Linked DNA regions of Mus musculus: region 2 is linked to region 1. Evidence: chromatin loops called from intact Hi-C (ENCODE). Cell type or tissue: gastrocnemius. All regions are shown on one strand.

Region 1 (8,000 bases):
CTCAGCAGTGAAACCCTAAGTAAGACACACTGCTTTTCCAGAACACATTGAGTGGCAAGTTGTTCACAAAGTAAAACCAGTAAACAGTAATGACAAATAGAACAGATGAAGCAAAGTCAAAGGGTCCATTTCAGTATTTAATAAATGTGTTCCAATGAAGCACAAAAAAAAAAAAAAACCCTCCAAAAAAACCCCACAAGAAACAGCTGTGGTGCTGTGGTAGCACACACCTTTAATCCCAGAGGTAAGCTGATCTCTGTGAGTTCAAGTCTAGCCTGGTCTACATAGCAAGTTCTAGGCTAGCATAGCCTAGTATAGTAAAAAACCATAGTAAAAATCCTTTCTCAAAAACAAATAAATAAATAATAAAATAAAAAATAAAAAAATCTAACTCAACTCAATTTTAATATATAAACACTTTATTTGCCTAAAGAAAATTATATTCAATCCTTTCCAACATATGTTGGGGCAAATACTTTCCAAGGCTTATCGCTGCTGCCCACAAGAAACCCTTATAAAAACATGGATGAGTCCATGTTCATTGGCACATCTCTTGCTTCAGCACACATGGCCCACTTTTGCTCTCTGTGGAGTAGTTTTTACCACAGCAAGAACCTGAAATGAAACACTCAGGCGCTCCTGTGAGATCGAATGAAAGTCTACTTACAAAACAGGATTATTCATGGGAGGGCCGATGTTATTGGATTCATCTATTAGGTCAAACTGTGGTCCCTTCTCCTCGATGCAGTTCGCAAAAAAGCCATTCGGTTTGCAGCGGACCCACTGGTACCTGGCTCTCCGAGCAGGATAACCTGTGCGAACAAGGAACCCACGTGGGTGATAAACATCTTTCAGTCGGCTTCCTTAGAATTGGTTACACTGTCTCTAACAAGGTAATTACATGGATTGTACATTTGGCAGGTCGCAGGGGTTTTGTTGTTGTTGTTTGGTTGGTTTTTTTGGTTTTTGGGTTTTTTTGTGGTTTTTCGAGACAGGGTTTCTCTGTGTAGCCCTGGCTGTCCTGGAACTCACTTTGTAGACCAAGATGGCTTTGAACTCAGAAATCCGCCTGCCTCTACGTCCTGAGTGCTGGGATTAAAGGTGTGCGCCACCACGGCAGGTTTTTTTTTGATTAATTTATTTTATGTATATGGGTACACTGTAGCTGTACAGATGGTTGTGAGCCATCATGTGGTTGTTGGGTATTGATTTAGGACCTCTGCTCTTCCCGGTCAACCCAGCTCGCTCTGGTCGGCCCTGCTCGCCCAGGCCCAAATATTATTTATTATTTTAAGCAAGTACATTGTAGCTGTCTTAGACGCACCAGAAGAAGTCGTCAGATTTCATTACAGATGGTTGTGAGCCACCTTGTGGTTGCTGGGATTTGAACTCAGGATCTTCGGAAGAGCAGTGAGTGCTCTTACCCACTGAACCATCTCGCCAGCCCAGGGTCACAGGTTTTATGTCCAACAATGCCTGTGACAGACACTGTCATTCTCATGGTTCTTCTTCACAATAGCACCTGGCTCTGTACAATAGGGCCAGTGAGGTGGTTCAGCGGGTAGAGGTGTTTGCTGCTGAGCCCGAAGATCCGAGTTCAAATCCCAGGATCCACATGAGGGGAGGGGAGAACTAACAAGTTGTCCCACAAATTGTCCTCCGACTTAGGCACACGTACACACCCATGCTCGTGCATTTGGGCACACTCACACATACGCACACCACACTAAATACAGGCACCCACACACACACACACACACACACACCAGAAATAAAACAAACAAAAAATAAAAATAAAAAGGAAAGGGTTAAAATAGAATAACTTTGGGAGTGAGCGGCTGAGAGAGGAGGCTCAGCTCTGGCCTCCCCCCCCCCCCCCCGCCCCCGAAGGTTCTGGAACCTTGACCTCTGAACTTGCACTTTAAAGGCCAGTGGTATCCTAAGTTTGTCACAAAAATTAAATACAAAAAAAAAGAAAAAATTTAAATAAGAAGATTCATATAAAACCTTAAAATAATGTCAAGGCATTGTAGTAACTCTTTAATTTATTAACTTTTTGTACACAGACTTGGGCCATATTCTAGGCCCTCTTAGATCTTAATTTTTTTTTTCTTTTTCTTTTTTGAGACAGGGTCTCACTATGTAGCCCCGGCTGTCCCTGTTACTGTTACTTACTCTGTATATCAGGCTGACTTGGAACTCAGAGATCTGCCTCCCAAGTGCTGGGCTTAAAGGCCTGTGCCACCACAGTCGTGGAGTTCCTGATCCTCCTGCCTCATTATTGTCAGTGTTGGTATCACAAGTGTGCCCTTCCATGCCCAGAACCATTGTCACATTTGTATCTTTATCTCCACATTACACACAGGCTCATGGAGGAGTCAGGATTGAAATACCTGAGCCCCAAAGCCTGCCTTTTCTTCTTTTTTTTAATAGAGACAACTCATCCCCCACACTCTCCTTGTTGCTGTTATGAGATGGGGTTTTGCTATGTAGCCCAGGTTAACCTTGAATGGGGAAAAGAGCTTCCCCCCCTTTCCCCAGTACAAGGGAGGAGGCTCTTTATATATCTTTATCTTATTTAAAATTTTTTCTTTTCTTTTTCATATTTAATTTTTGTGACAAACTTAGGATACCACTGGGGATCTGATTCCCTCCTGTGGTCTCTGCAGGCACCAGGCATGCACAGACTAAAGTACCATACCCATTAAAAAATAAAAATTAAAAAAATAAAATAAAATTAGCTGGGTGTGGTGGCGCACCTTTAATCCCAAGCACTTGGGAGGCAGAGGCAGGTGGATTTCTGAGTTTGAGGCCAGCCTGGTCTACAAAGTGAGTTCCAGGACAGCCGGGGCTTTACAGAGAAACCTGTCTCAAAAAATCAAAAATTAATTAATTAATTAATTAAATTTTAAAAAGGATAAAATCATGTTAAAAAAGAAAAAGCTAGGTTCTCGGAATGGTGGCCACAGCTTTCCAAATGCTGGTCTCCCTGTTAAGGAGGACAACGCTGCCCTTTTTCTGAGAGTAAACCTCTTGGAGAGAGACTGGGTCACCTCTTAGGACCGCTCTGGTTCTCTGGTTATGGTCAATAACGCTATGGCAACGAGTTCTTGATTCAAGGGGGATGAAAGCCCGTCAACACAAGACTTTGCACACAGCCCATGTTCAATGCATTTTAAAGCCGCCCCCCTCCCCGCACTGTCCCCACTTGATATTCTAAGACATCTAGCTTTGACTTTTGAGTCTATTGTGGTGAGAATTAGAGGGGTGTAGAGCAGCCTGTTGTCCAGCAGAGGGCGGTATGTTCCCACATCAGCTGTCGAGAGAAACTTCGTCCAATAAAATCATAGTCTTCTCGATCTACGGTTGCCTGTTTCTGCAGCATTGTGTTTCCTTCCTCCTTTTTTTTTTTTTTTTTTTTTTTTTTTTCTTTAGCAGCCGTATTTTTTTAAGTTAAAAAAAAGTAAAAAGAATAAGTGCATTGTACTTGAACATATTAAAACATCATCATTTAATACACAATTAACATTAAAGTTACAAGTGAGATATTTTATACTGTTTTAACCCAACTCTTCCAAAGTGTGCTTATTTTGAACTCACATGTCAGTCTCGACTCATCGTATTTCTTAGTTTTTGTTTTTGATTTTGTTTTTTGTTTGGTTTCTCAAGACAGGGTTTCTCTGTGGAGCCCTGACAGAAATCTGCCTACCTCTGCCTCTCAAGTGTTGGGGATTCAAGACATGAGCCACCACCTGACTCAATCAATATTTTAAGTGCCCAGTAGTCACATGTGGCTGCTGGCTACTGGACAGGATAGGGCACTGCCCTCTGCAAGTGGCTGATGCCCTGAGAAAAATGTGTGCTTGGATGGAAAGTTCTCCAAAGAGCTAACTGAATGTTGTTATTTCCCCTTCAGGGTCAAGATCAAACCCAGAGCATCAGGCATCCTCTGCAAGGGCACTACCACTGAGGGGCATCCCGGGCCCACGATACAAGGGGGCACCCCAGTCAACGACCGCATCTTCCCACTAGTGAAAACGAAACGAAAACTGTAACTCTGGCAGATTAAGCAAATATATTTCTGAAATAGAAAGGACTCCCCCCCACCCCCTCCAAAACTCAACATATTTGGGAGGTGGGAAAGTTTTTCTCCAAAGCCAACGCTGATGGTTACACAATCTGTGACCATAGGAAAACCCAGCCCTGTGAGTTGGAGAGTGAGCTGTATAGCTTAGAAACTGACTCTTAGTAGAATGGCTTCACAGCTAGTGAAAGGCAGGGGAGGCAGCTCAGTTGGTAAAGTTCTGATATGCACTAAATCCTAGGCTTCCCCCTGCCCCCAGCTCTGCACAAAGCAGATATGGTGTCATACACCGGAAACAAAGGCAAGAGGATCAAAAGGTCAAGGCCATTCTCATCTATACACCAAGTTCAAGGTCATCATGAGCATCGTGAGACCCTGTCTAACAATAAGAAATCAGCAGGTAGCTGGAGAGATGGCTCAGCGGTCAAGATCACTGACTGTCTTCCAGAGGTCCTGAGTTCAATTCCCAGCAATCTCATAGTGGCTCACAACCATCCATAATGGGATCCGATGCCTTCTTCTGGAGTGTCTGAAGACAGCTACAGTGTACTCATATGTATAAAATAAATAAATAAATCTTGAGAAAGAAAGAAAGAAAGAAAGAAAGAAAGAAAGAAAGAAAGAAAGAAAGGAAGGAAGAAAGAAAGAAAGAAAGAAATCAAAGCTGCTGCTTGCAAATGTCTGTGATCCCAGCACTTGAGAAGATCGGCAAGGTGGAGTGGAGTGGCCACATATTCAAGGCCAGGCCAGTCTACATAGAAGGTTCAAAGTTAGCCAGGGATACACGCTGTGGCTCCGTCTCAAGAAACAAACAAATACGTAAAAGGACAGGACTCAGTTACTAAAGGGCTTGCTGTCCATGCACAAGCACTTGACTTTTATCCAAGACCCTACAAACGGGAGGGCTGGTTGTATCCACTTTTAACCCCAGCAACGGGGAGGGTGGAAACAGGGAAGTGCCTGGGCTCTCTGGCCAGCCAGTCTAACCTAACCTGTGAGTTCCAGGCAAATGACAGACCTGTCTCAAAGGAGATGGACAGTGTCCCTGAGGATGTCCCGAAAGCGGTCATGTGGCCTCCCTGTGGGTGTGCATGCTCACCCACATATGCACACACCCAAGGTCATAAGATAACAAATAATAAAACAAGAAAGAAAGCAATCGAAAGGAAAAGTTGTCCCATTCTGAAACCCACCCAGTTTTTACACTAATTAAATTAATGGCACATTAAAATAAAGAACACAGTTACAGATAGCGAATTCCTGACATAGCTGTGCTTGGGCGTGGGAAGGCTGTGAAAAGACTGAAATTCTGACCCTTGAAGCTCTGAGACTATCTGGACTTTCTCTTGCTTGAAGTGCTATAAACCTCTAATAATTACCGCTATTGTTTGTTTGGTTTGTTTTGTTCTGTTTTTATTATACTGATATGTGTGTGTCCATGTCCCAGGGATCAAAATCAGGTCATCAGACATGGTGGCCATGGTCTTTACTCACTGGGCTGCCTTGCCAGCCATTTTAAAAAATATTGTTCTTAACTCTTTTTTATCGTTTTCTTACAATGTATTTTGATCATGTTTCTCCTCAGCTTCTTCCCCACCAACTTCATCTCTCCTCTCTCTCTCTCTCTCTCTCTCTCTCTCTCTCTCTCTCTGCCTCTCTGTATGGAACTCACTATGTAGGCCAGGCTGGCTTCAAAAATCATAAGTATCTACTTTCCTCTGCCCACCAAATGCAGAAACTAAAGGTATGTGCGCTCCCACCTCCACCGCACTCCGGCCACCCCATACCCTCTGCACACACTCACACACTCACTAGCTCTGCCTCACAAGAAGACAAGCAGAGCAACTCTCCCAAACAGGCCTTCTATCTCAATATTTGGCTTTCCACACCTCCTACCAGGTGGAAATTTACTAATATCCTAATCTTCTGGCCTCCCTGGGAATCTTGCTATGGATGCAGAAAAACTTAAGTAGAAACTGTCAAAGGGGAAGTTTAAAAAAATGCCCCCCCCAAGAGACTAATCTGATTTACTTTTCTAAAAAAAGGGGGAGGTGGGGGGGGGCGGAGATGGCTCTCTGGATAAGAGCATTGATTGCTCTTCCAGAGGTCCTGAGTTGAATTCCCAGCAACCACATGGTGGCTCACAACCATCTATAAGGAGATCCGATGCTCTCTTCTGGTGTGTCTGAAGACAGTGATAGTGTACTCATATACATGAAATAAAAAAAGTATTTTTTAAAAAAACAAAACAGTAACGTTCAGGCAACGGCTGTTATCTATATTGGAGCTACTTCCTTTTGGCCTATCAATGCCACAGGATGGGCAAGCTTCCCCCCTGGGGCATGGTCTGACAGGCTATAAAAAACTCCAAATTTACTTTCGGTTTATTCTCACCTCTACAGGAAACATAGCAAAGGCTGCAGAGGAAAAACAAAATAAAAAAAAAACATGTTTGTCTATTTGTCTGTCTGTTTGTTTTAAATTAAAAAGGGGCTGGAGACAGGGGCTCTGTGGTTAAGAGCACTGGCTACTCTTGCAGAAGACCTGGGTTCAATTCCCAGCACTTACTTGGCAGCTCACAACCATCTGTAACTCCAGTTCTTAGGGCTCTGACACACTCTTTTGGCCTCCCTCGGCACCTTGTACACAGACATATATACAGGCAAAATCCCTTTGCACATAAATAAAATAAAATAATAATATAATAATAATAGAACCTGAATGACCCTTGAGCAGTCTAGAAACTTATTTCTGACCTCCAAACTGAATGACTTATTAGCTCACTCCCACAGGCCTAGAGCAAACCACACCCATATTTAGCAAGGGGCTGATGTAAGGAGCCTGTGAGACAGTGGTTGTCAGTTCCGGTCAGTTCTCGTCATAAATTCCTCCTCAGGGCCAGAGAGAGGGTCGTTATTGGGCAGTGATTACAAAATCACTTTACCAACAGCTGTGCTCATGAGTGGACCTGGTATTGTTCCTGTCGGGGGGGGGGGGGGGGCGCCTAGCCTCGGCTCCTTGACTACACCTGCTCATGCATTTTTTCATCTTGTCTCTTTGTGAACATGTTGCTTTGTTTGAGACAGGGTCTCAGATAGTCCAAGGCTCACTATTTGTCTGGGGATGGCCTTTCACTTCTGATCCTCTCACCTTGGGAGCCCCACCTCCCAAGTGTTTTATGAGCATTAAGAAGGATAAGTAAAAAAGGTAATGCAAAGTAGGAGCCAAGGGCCTCGCCTAGGTGACAGTCCCCCGGGAGCCTCTATTAAGTAGATTAGCCATCACTGTTATCACCCACTCGCAGATTGCACATGTTTCCTTGTACTGGATACCATTTTACATCGTGGTTTTAGCTGGATTTGTAGAAATAAAGTATGTTACGGGAATTATTTATACATAAGAAAGATTTTTTTTCCCACGTGAACTAACCTACAAGTGCCTCCAATGTGACAACATTGGAAACATGGTCACTGAAGAGGTCAAAATGGGACCATTAGGGTGGCCTATGTCCAACAGGACAGTGTCCTTCTAAGGAGAGAATAATGGGGAATAGAGAAGGGGGGCTGTGTGAAAAGACACAGGCACCATAGATGAGAAAGGTGTCAGAGTGAAGCCAACATTGCCAACACACGGGGGCCAGGCATCTTGGATTGGGTTTTAAACTCTGGTACAATGTGCGTGTGGAAAATAAACTACTGTTTGGTGGTTGGTTTTTTTGAGACAAGGTTTCTTTGTGTGTAGTCTTGGTTTTTCTGGAACTAACTCTGTAGCTCAGGCTAGCCTCGAACTCAGAGATCCTCCAGCCTCTGCATCCTGAGTGCTGGGCTTAAAGGCATGTGCTACCACTACCTGGCTATATTTCTGTTGTTTAAGTACCTGGTCTATGGTGTTTTGTTACGGCAATCTCAGAACGTAA
Region 2 (8,000 bases), 48 kb after region 1:
AAGAGGCATATGGACTCTCTGCCACCATCCCTAAGAGAGGGTCCTTTCTATTGCTGTTGAGATACAGTCGATGTGGCCCAGGCTAACCTTGACTTGTAAACATCCTGAAAATGAGAGAGTGTCCCATACCCAGAGATACGGCTTTTGGGCTTTTTTGGTTTTGTTTTTTGTTTTTCTTTTTTCTTTTTCTCTTTTTCTTCCTTCCTTCCTCCTTTTCTTTCTCTCTTCTCTCTCTCTCTTTCTCTCTCTCTCTCTTCTTCTTTTCTTTCTTTCTTTCTTTCTTTCTTTCTTTCTTTCTTTCTTTCTCTTTCTTTCTTTCTTTCGTCAGGTATCCTAGGCCCACCTCAAACTTACCATCTAGCCAAAGATGACCCTAAATACCTAATCCTCCTGCCTCCACCTCCTGAGTGCTGAGATCACTGGCATATACCATCAGCCTTATGCCATGATGGTGCTCAAACCCAGGCCATCAAAGCAATGATAGGCGAGCTCTCCAGCTGAGCCACATCCCCAGCTCGATGATGCATTTCTAATGGGACATAAATTGCCAGGACAAGTGTGAGACATGGAGGGAAATGCTGTAATAAATCCCAATTGTTTATACTAACCAGTAAGAAATTTTTTAAGATATATTTTATGTATGTGAGTACATTGTAGTTGTATTCAGATGCACCAGAAGACAGTATCTGATCACTTTACAGATGGTTGTGAGCCACCATGTGGTTGCTGGGATTATACTCAGGACATTTGGAAAAGCAGTCAGTGCTCTTAACCAGTGAGCCATCTCTCCTGCCCCAAGAAATATTTTTAAGTACATAAATCTAGCATGGCAGGGTGGCACATGCCTTTAATCCTAGCACTGGGGAGGCAGAGGAAAGTAGATCTCTGTGTGTTCCAGGCTAGCCTGGACTACATAGTGAGTTCAGGATAATCAGAGCTATATAGTGAGACCTGCCCCCAACACACACACACACACACACACACACACACACACACACACACACACACACAAAGATACATAAATTCTCAAGTGACAAACTGCTTCAGAAAGTTCCAGATTGGCAACTCTTAGAGATTCCCTGAGTTCTTTCTCTTTGTAAGGAGCACGCCTGAAGGGCCATCTTCCCATAGAATGCTGAATCTCCCTCGGCACCTATGCTCCAAGCAGGGCAAGCACCCCCTGATGTCTGACCCCAGAGAAATCTCATCATACACAGCTCTCCTGCTCCTGGTGCCCTGGTTGGTCCCTTCTTATGCAGAAAGTCCCACTTGCCCCTGAAATTTCCCCACCGCTTCAGTTCCTGAGTTGGCAGGCTTCCTCTGAATTCCCGGATGCTGAGGGCTCGGGTTCCCGAGCAGGGCTTGGCATTGGAGCCTCTCATGAAAGAAATACTCAGAAAAACTGCTGAGTGCTGAGTCGGATAAAGTGTACGGAGGCCTCAATGGTAGCTGGCACTGATTGGAGCCCAGACGGACCCTGGATCAGCCTGAACTCAGGGTCAAGGTTCCTCTGAATGGTGAATTGAGACGGAGATGAACCGTGTGGTTACCAACAGTCTAACTGCAGTGTACCATGTATCGTTTCAGAACTTTTAGTTTCAGAAACTAAAGGTTTTAGCTTTATTTTGAGATTAGGTCTCTGGCCAGAGGACCTTCTCTGTTGGCTCAGCTGGAGATGGGAAGGGGGACCTCTGAGGATGACTGGTCCTCCCTTGGGCTCAGAAACAATTTCGTTTTGTGGGAATCACAAGGTAGATAAGGAAGGGGGTCCTGCCCCGTTGGGTTTCTCCTGCAACTGTTAGCTGTCTTTACCTCACGGACGACAGCACGGAGTTGTGTAACTGTGCAGTTCCCCCTTTCTCAGAAGTTGCAGTAAGCTTGATGCCAGCTCTGCTCCCTGAGGGTTTCCGTTTCTGTATCCCTCTGGCTCATTCCATCCCAGGGTTTTTCTGGTTCACTTGCTGGAATTCGTCTTAAGCTCTGTTTAAAATGAGAAGGAATACTGGGGGCGGTGGCCCTGGGTGGGATAATCCCAGTGACTGACCGAGAGTTGAGACCACCAGCATGGGGTAGACAAGACAATTATTTATTTATTTTATGTATATGAGTACACTGTAGCTGTCTTCAGACACACCAGAAGAGGGCGTCAGATCCCATTACAGATGGTTGTGAGCCACCATGTGGTTGCTGGGAATTGAACTCAGGACCTCTGGAAGAGCAGTCAGTGCTCTTAACCACTGAGCCATCTCTTCAGCCCAATACCCTTCTTCTTTTCAAAACACTGAGAGAGAGAGAGAGAGAGAGAGAGAGAGAGAGAGAGAGAGAGGAGTCTGAAATGGCCCCTGCTTCCAGTGCTCAGTGACAGGTAAGTAAAGGGGAGACAACCTTGCAGAGACCAACATCTCCATAGCCCTTCTGCAAGGTCCCCATGTAAGACACCAGCCCCTCAACTGTTTCAACAAAGCTCAGAACTATTATTTTCTAAAGATTGTGTTACAGACAAGGAAAGGGAGGCATCTCCCTCTGGGTTACTATTATTCCAGTGAAACACGGTGACTCAGACAAGGGGTGTGTGTGTGTGTGTGTGTGAGACAAGGTGTGTGTGGGGGGGTGGGAGGTGGGGGTTATTAATTTGGCTTATATTTCCACATCACTGTTCATCACCAAAGGAAGTCAGGACAAAAACTCACACAGAGCAGGATCCTGGAGGCAGGAGCTGATGCAGAGGCCATGGAGGGGTGCTGCTTCCTGGCTTGCTCTCCATGGCTTGCTCAGCTTGCTTTCTTATAGAACCCAAGACTACCAGCCCAGGGATGGCACCACCCAATGGGCTGGGCCCTCCCACACCCATCACTAATTAAGAAAATGCCTTAGGGTTGGATCTTTCAGAGGTATTTTCTTAACTGAGGTCTGATCCCTGCAGATGACTTTAGCATGGGTCAAGTTCACATAAAACTGTCCCAGGTAGGAGGCTGAGAGAGCAAAAGGCTTGAGGCCCAGGTCACAGCTGTTGCCTGGCATGGCTGAGTTACAGGCAGAGGTCTTGGTGATAAACCTTGACTTCTTTTTTTTTTAAATATTTATTTATTATATGTAAGTACACTGTAGCTGTCTTCAGACACTCCAGAAGAGGGAGTCAGATCTCATTACAGATGGTTATGAGCCACCATGTGGTTGCTGGGATTTGAACTCAGGACCTTAGGAAGAACAGTCAGTGCTCTTAACCGTTGAGCCATCTCACCAGCCCAAACCTTGATTTCTTGTGTGACACTCAAAAGGCCATGCATGGGAACAGAGAGGGCAAACATGGACGGATGCACTCCCAGGGCAGAGGCTGAAGGCTTTCTTCCTGTGTACCTGCTCTAAAAGAATATTGATGGTTCATTCGTTCCTGACATGGCTCTCTTGGTGTGACCCGGGCTGACCTCTCACCATCCTCTTGCCTCAGCCACTAGGTGTGACACGACAGGTGCACCACACTAACATTCTAACACAGATGGAGACTACTGCCTTAAGACAGTAATGAGCCCCACTCCCAGATGACCCACTTCCCCTCAAATCCAGAGAGACTTGAGCTCTCTTGAACTTCCAATGCTCCTGCCTCCACCTCCCTAAAGGGCCAGGATTCCAAATGTATGCTGCGGCGATGCCTGGATCTGTGTCCCTATCTTTAATGACACCCAGCTTAACTGTCTGAGGGAAATGGGCCGTGCTGTGGTGGGGCTTGATGAATCTGAAGCCTGCAGAAAGGACAGAAATTCTAGCAAAGCTGCCATCAAAGGCACCTGGGAGCCCGGTCCTTCCTCCTCCCAGGGAGATGAAGCCTTAAGACTGTCTAATTGGTGGGGCAGTGGTGGCGCACGCCTTTAATCCCAGCACTCCGGAGGCAGAGGCAGGCAGATTTCTGAATTAGAGACCAGCCAGCCTGGTCTACAGAGTGAGTTCCAGGACAGCCAGGGCTACACAGAGAAACCCTGTCTCAAAAAAAAAAAAAAAAAAAAAAGACTGTCTAATTGGACCAGGGCCACCACATTTGGGAAGGAAATCTGCTTTTTGTTTTTTTATTTGAAACTCAAATGTAGTCGCAGTTGACCTTGAACCTCTGTAGGGATGACCGTTGTCTACCACATCTTGGTAATCTGTTTTACTCAAAGTCCACTAATTAAAAATAATTAATACTATCTTCCAAATGCTTCATGAACACAGAAACGATGTTTGGGTTCTGTTTTGTTTTGAGATGTCAGGGTGTTCCTCCGGGTCTTGAACATTCCAGTTAAGTTACCACTAAGTTACAGCCTCAGCCTCAGAATAACGTTTGCTCTAGCAGCTGGCACCAGAGCCTAGGCAGCCCACCCCAGGACGTTCACCCTCTTAGACACCCATCAGCTTTGGCTCGGGCCTTGATTACAACTTGTGCTTAGTGGTTTGGAGCGCTCACGTCCCAGGCGCTCAGGAGTACTTGGCACTGTCTGCCCTGGGTGAGCCTTAATAACTGTTGGGCAGCAGAGCCCAAGGATGGTTCTTTCTCTACAGTGTGGCAACTGTGTCAGAAGCAGTCGCTGGTGGATCCATTCCTCCGGGCTGGACAGCAGCTTGGTCTCTCCCTCTCCCCCTTCCCCCGCCCCCTTCCCCCTCTTTCCCCCCCCCCCCCCCCCCACACACACACATACACGTTCCCTGAAGCTCTCCGTTTGCTCAGAAGACATGGTCACCCTTGAGCTCCACCTTGAGGACAGTGTAGGTACTGCACTTGCTAAAGGGTGCTCGTCCGGGTCAGACCACACTAGACCGACCATATATATCCCTTATTAGGTATGAATGGGTGATCCAAGAGCATCTGCTTCACTTCAAGTATGTTCTTAAGAGACAGTCCGGCTTTACCTGCCGTCAATAGTTGGTGCCACCATTAGGTGGCCATTGGCATTTTCCATTCGAGTTCAAGAGACTTGCTGCTTGTGTGCTGTTTCTAAATAATCTGCTTTCCCTTTCTTTCCTTGCCTCCTGGGGCACAGTCTAGAATATTCTTTAGGAGTCTTGAGGGAGTGTCTTCTTGTCACCTGGGAAACCTACCCTTCGGAGCTGAGACCCAGGGCTGTGATGGAGCCAGCAGAATCCCCTCAGGACAGGGAGTGCAAAGGGGGGCTGGCAGCTGCTAGGTGACAGGAGGCTTCTAAGGATGTTTGGTTTGTCCTTCTGTCCCCAGGCTAGGGTCCCTTTGGGAACCAAAAGCTCAGGAGTTTCTGGTTCCAGGTCCTTGTTCTATGAAAGCGCTAGCTTCCTTCTTAGCGCTTTACCCGGCTCTCCCACCGCCCTCTCCATTTAATCCTCCTGTTTTAGTTTCCCCTTTCTCTTTATAGCACCATATTCTATTTCTCCATCCTTGGAAGGTCTCTTCCTCCCTCGGGTCCCTTACCAGGTTCCTAACCTTTATGGTTATGAAGTACACATAGTAAAAACTTAAAAGCTAACATATACATATACAATATGCGATGTCTGTCTTCTGGGTCTGGGTTACCTCACCCGAGATGATGGTCTCTAGCCCCACCCATTTTCCTACAAATTTCACTTTTCTTAGCAACTGAATAATATCCCATTGTATAAATGCACCATATTTTCATTATCCATCATCAGCTGATGGACGGCTAGGCTGTTCCCAATTTCTGGCTATTGTGAATACAGCAGCCCTGAACACAGATGAGCAAGCGGTCTCTGGAGTAGGATGCAGAGGCCTTTGGGCAGATGCCCAAGAGTAGGCTAGTGGATCTTGAGGTAGATCTATTCCCAGCTTCCTGAGGAACTGCCACACTGGTTTCCATAGTGACTGTTCGTTCATGTTTGTACTCCCACATCGATGGATGAGTGTTCCCCTGACCCCACATCCTCAGCAGCATGAACTGTGGTTTGTTTCGTTGATCTTGGGCACTGTGACTGGGGTAAGATAAAATCTCATTTTAATTTGCATTTCTCTGGTGGGTAAGGATGCAGGACAGTTTTAGGTGTGCAACCCCCGCCCTGGGCCCCCGTCATTTGAGTTTCATCTTTTGGGAATCCTTTCCTTACTTCTGTGTCCCAGTTTTGAATTGGGTTGCTTTCTTGATGTTCAGGTTTTCTGTTCTTAATGTGCTTTAGATACTAACCCTCTCTCAAATGTATAACGATAAAGAGCTGAACTGGAGAGATGGCTCAGCGGTTAAGAGCACTCACTGACTGCTCTTCCAGGGGTCCTGAGTTCAAATCCCAGAAACCACGTGGTGGCTCACAACCATCCATAATGAGAATGGATGCCCTCTTCTGGTGTGTCTGAAGACAGCTAAAGTGTACTTACATATAATAAATAAATCTTTAAAATCTTAAAAATATATAAAGATCTGTCCCTCTTACGTAGCTTGCTGCTGCCTGACTGGTGGTGTCCTACCACAGAAGTTGTTCAGTCTCACGAGGTCCCATGCATTAATTGTTGCTCTTGGTGCCTGAGCTGTGAAAGTCTTTTCCTGTGCCAATGAGCTCAAGGCTATTCCTCACTGCCTCTTACATTAGGTTCAGGGGATCTGGCCTTATGTGGAGATCTTTAATCCATTTGGAGATGAGTTTGTCCAGGGTGATAAATATGGATCTATTTACATTCTTCTACACATAGCCAGTTTAACCAGCACCATTTGTTGAGGATGCGGTCCCCCACCCCCCCAGTTCCCCAGTATGTATTTTGGCTTGTTAAAAATTAGGTGTCCGGGCTGGAATGATGACTCAGTGGTGAAGAGAACTGACTGCTCTGGGCCCAGATGACCCAGGTTCAAGTCCCAGCACCCACATAGCAGCTCACTACTGTCTATAACTCCAAGATCTGACACCCTCACACATGCAGGCACAAGCACCTATGCACATAAAATGAATAAATTTTAAAAATTTAGATGTCCCTAGGCATGTGGAGATGTCTGGGTCTTCGGTTCAATTCCATAATTCCATTGATTAATGTGTCTTTCTGCCAATACCATGCTGTTTGTATTACTTTAGCTCTGAGGTACAACTTAAAATCTGGAATTGTAATACTGCTGGCAGTTCTTTTAATTATTCAGGATTGGTTTAGCAATCCTTATCTTTGTTGTTTCCATATGAAACTGAAGGTTTTATTTTTTTTAATTTTTGTAAAGAATTGTGCTGGAATTTTGGTGGGGATTGCATTGAATCTGTAGACTGCTTTTGGTAAGAGATGGACAAACATGGAAGATCTTTCCATTTTCTGATGTCATATTCAATTTCTTTCTTCAGTGTCTTAAAGTTTTTATTATAGAAGTCTTAGCCAGACATGACAGTGTACATCTTTAATCTCAGCTCTTGGGAGGCAGAAGCAGGCAGATCTCTATTAGTTCAAGGCCAGCAAAGGTCTACAAAGTGAGTTCCAGGACAGCCAGACCATGTAGAGAATGTGCTGGCTAGTTTTACGTCAACTTAGCACAAGCTAGAGAGGAGGGAACCTCAACTGAGAAAATGTTCCAATAAGATTGGGCTATTGACAGGCCTGTAGGTCATTTTCCCTCCCCTCCCCTCCCCTCCAAAGGTTCCAAAGGATCTGACACCCTCACACAGACACACACAAACTCCAAATGTACGTTAAAATAAATAACTTAATTTAAAAAGCAGTGATCACGAAGAACAAAGAACGATAGCAGCTGCAAAGGAAAAGACCAAGTCATATGATAAAGGTAGCCTTACCACCTAGAGTACCACCCAGCTTCTTAGTGGAGACTGTAAAAGCCAGAAGGGCTTATACAAGCTCTGAAAGACCACAGAGGCCAGCCCAGACTACTGTATGCAGCAAAACTACTGAGGCATTCTGCTTACTGGCTTGCTCATCGTGGCTTGTTCAGCCTGTTTTCTTATTGAACATGGGACTATCAGCTCAGGGATGGGACCACCCACAGTGGGCTGCCCCTCCTATCACTGATTAAGAACTTGACCAGGTTTTACCCACTGAGCCATCTTGACAGTCTCACACATTGGGT

What was found. Peaks named below come from ENCODE experiments on the same cell type or tissue, not always from the same donor. Only the 100,000 strongest peaks of a DNase experiment are listed, where the experiment ranks them.
Region 2: a loop joins it to region 1, with 7 times the contacts of the local background. A loop is called at or near these places in 38 of 42 quality-filtered maps.

What each region holds. Positions count from the first base shown.
Region 1 is chr10:62,497,112-62,505,111 of GRCm38, forward strand. It overlaps Srgn (serglycin), which reads right to left. Exons shown (of 3, transcript NM_011157.3): 2 at 668-812. Among named protein-coding and RNA genes, the nearest start is that of Srgn, 6.6 kb to the right of the region's middle. In gastrocnemius, a CTCF peak has its summit at 3,290 (motif pointing right); a DNase peak (open chromatin) is centred at 3,247; H3K4me3 peaks cover 2,530 bases; H3K27ac peaks cover 2,798 bases.
Region 2 is chr10:62,545,237-62,553,236 of GRCm38, forward strand. No RefSeq gene overlaps it. Among named protein-coding and RNA genes, the nearest start is that of Kifbp, 29 kb to the right of the region's middle. In gastrocnemius, CTCF peaks have their summits at 720 and 4,752 (motif pointing left); DNase peaks (open chromatin) are centred at 4,720 and 5,135; H3K4me3 peaks cover 1,077 bases; H3K27ac peaks cover 815 bases.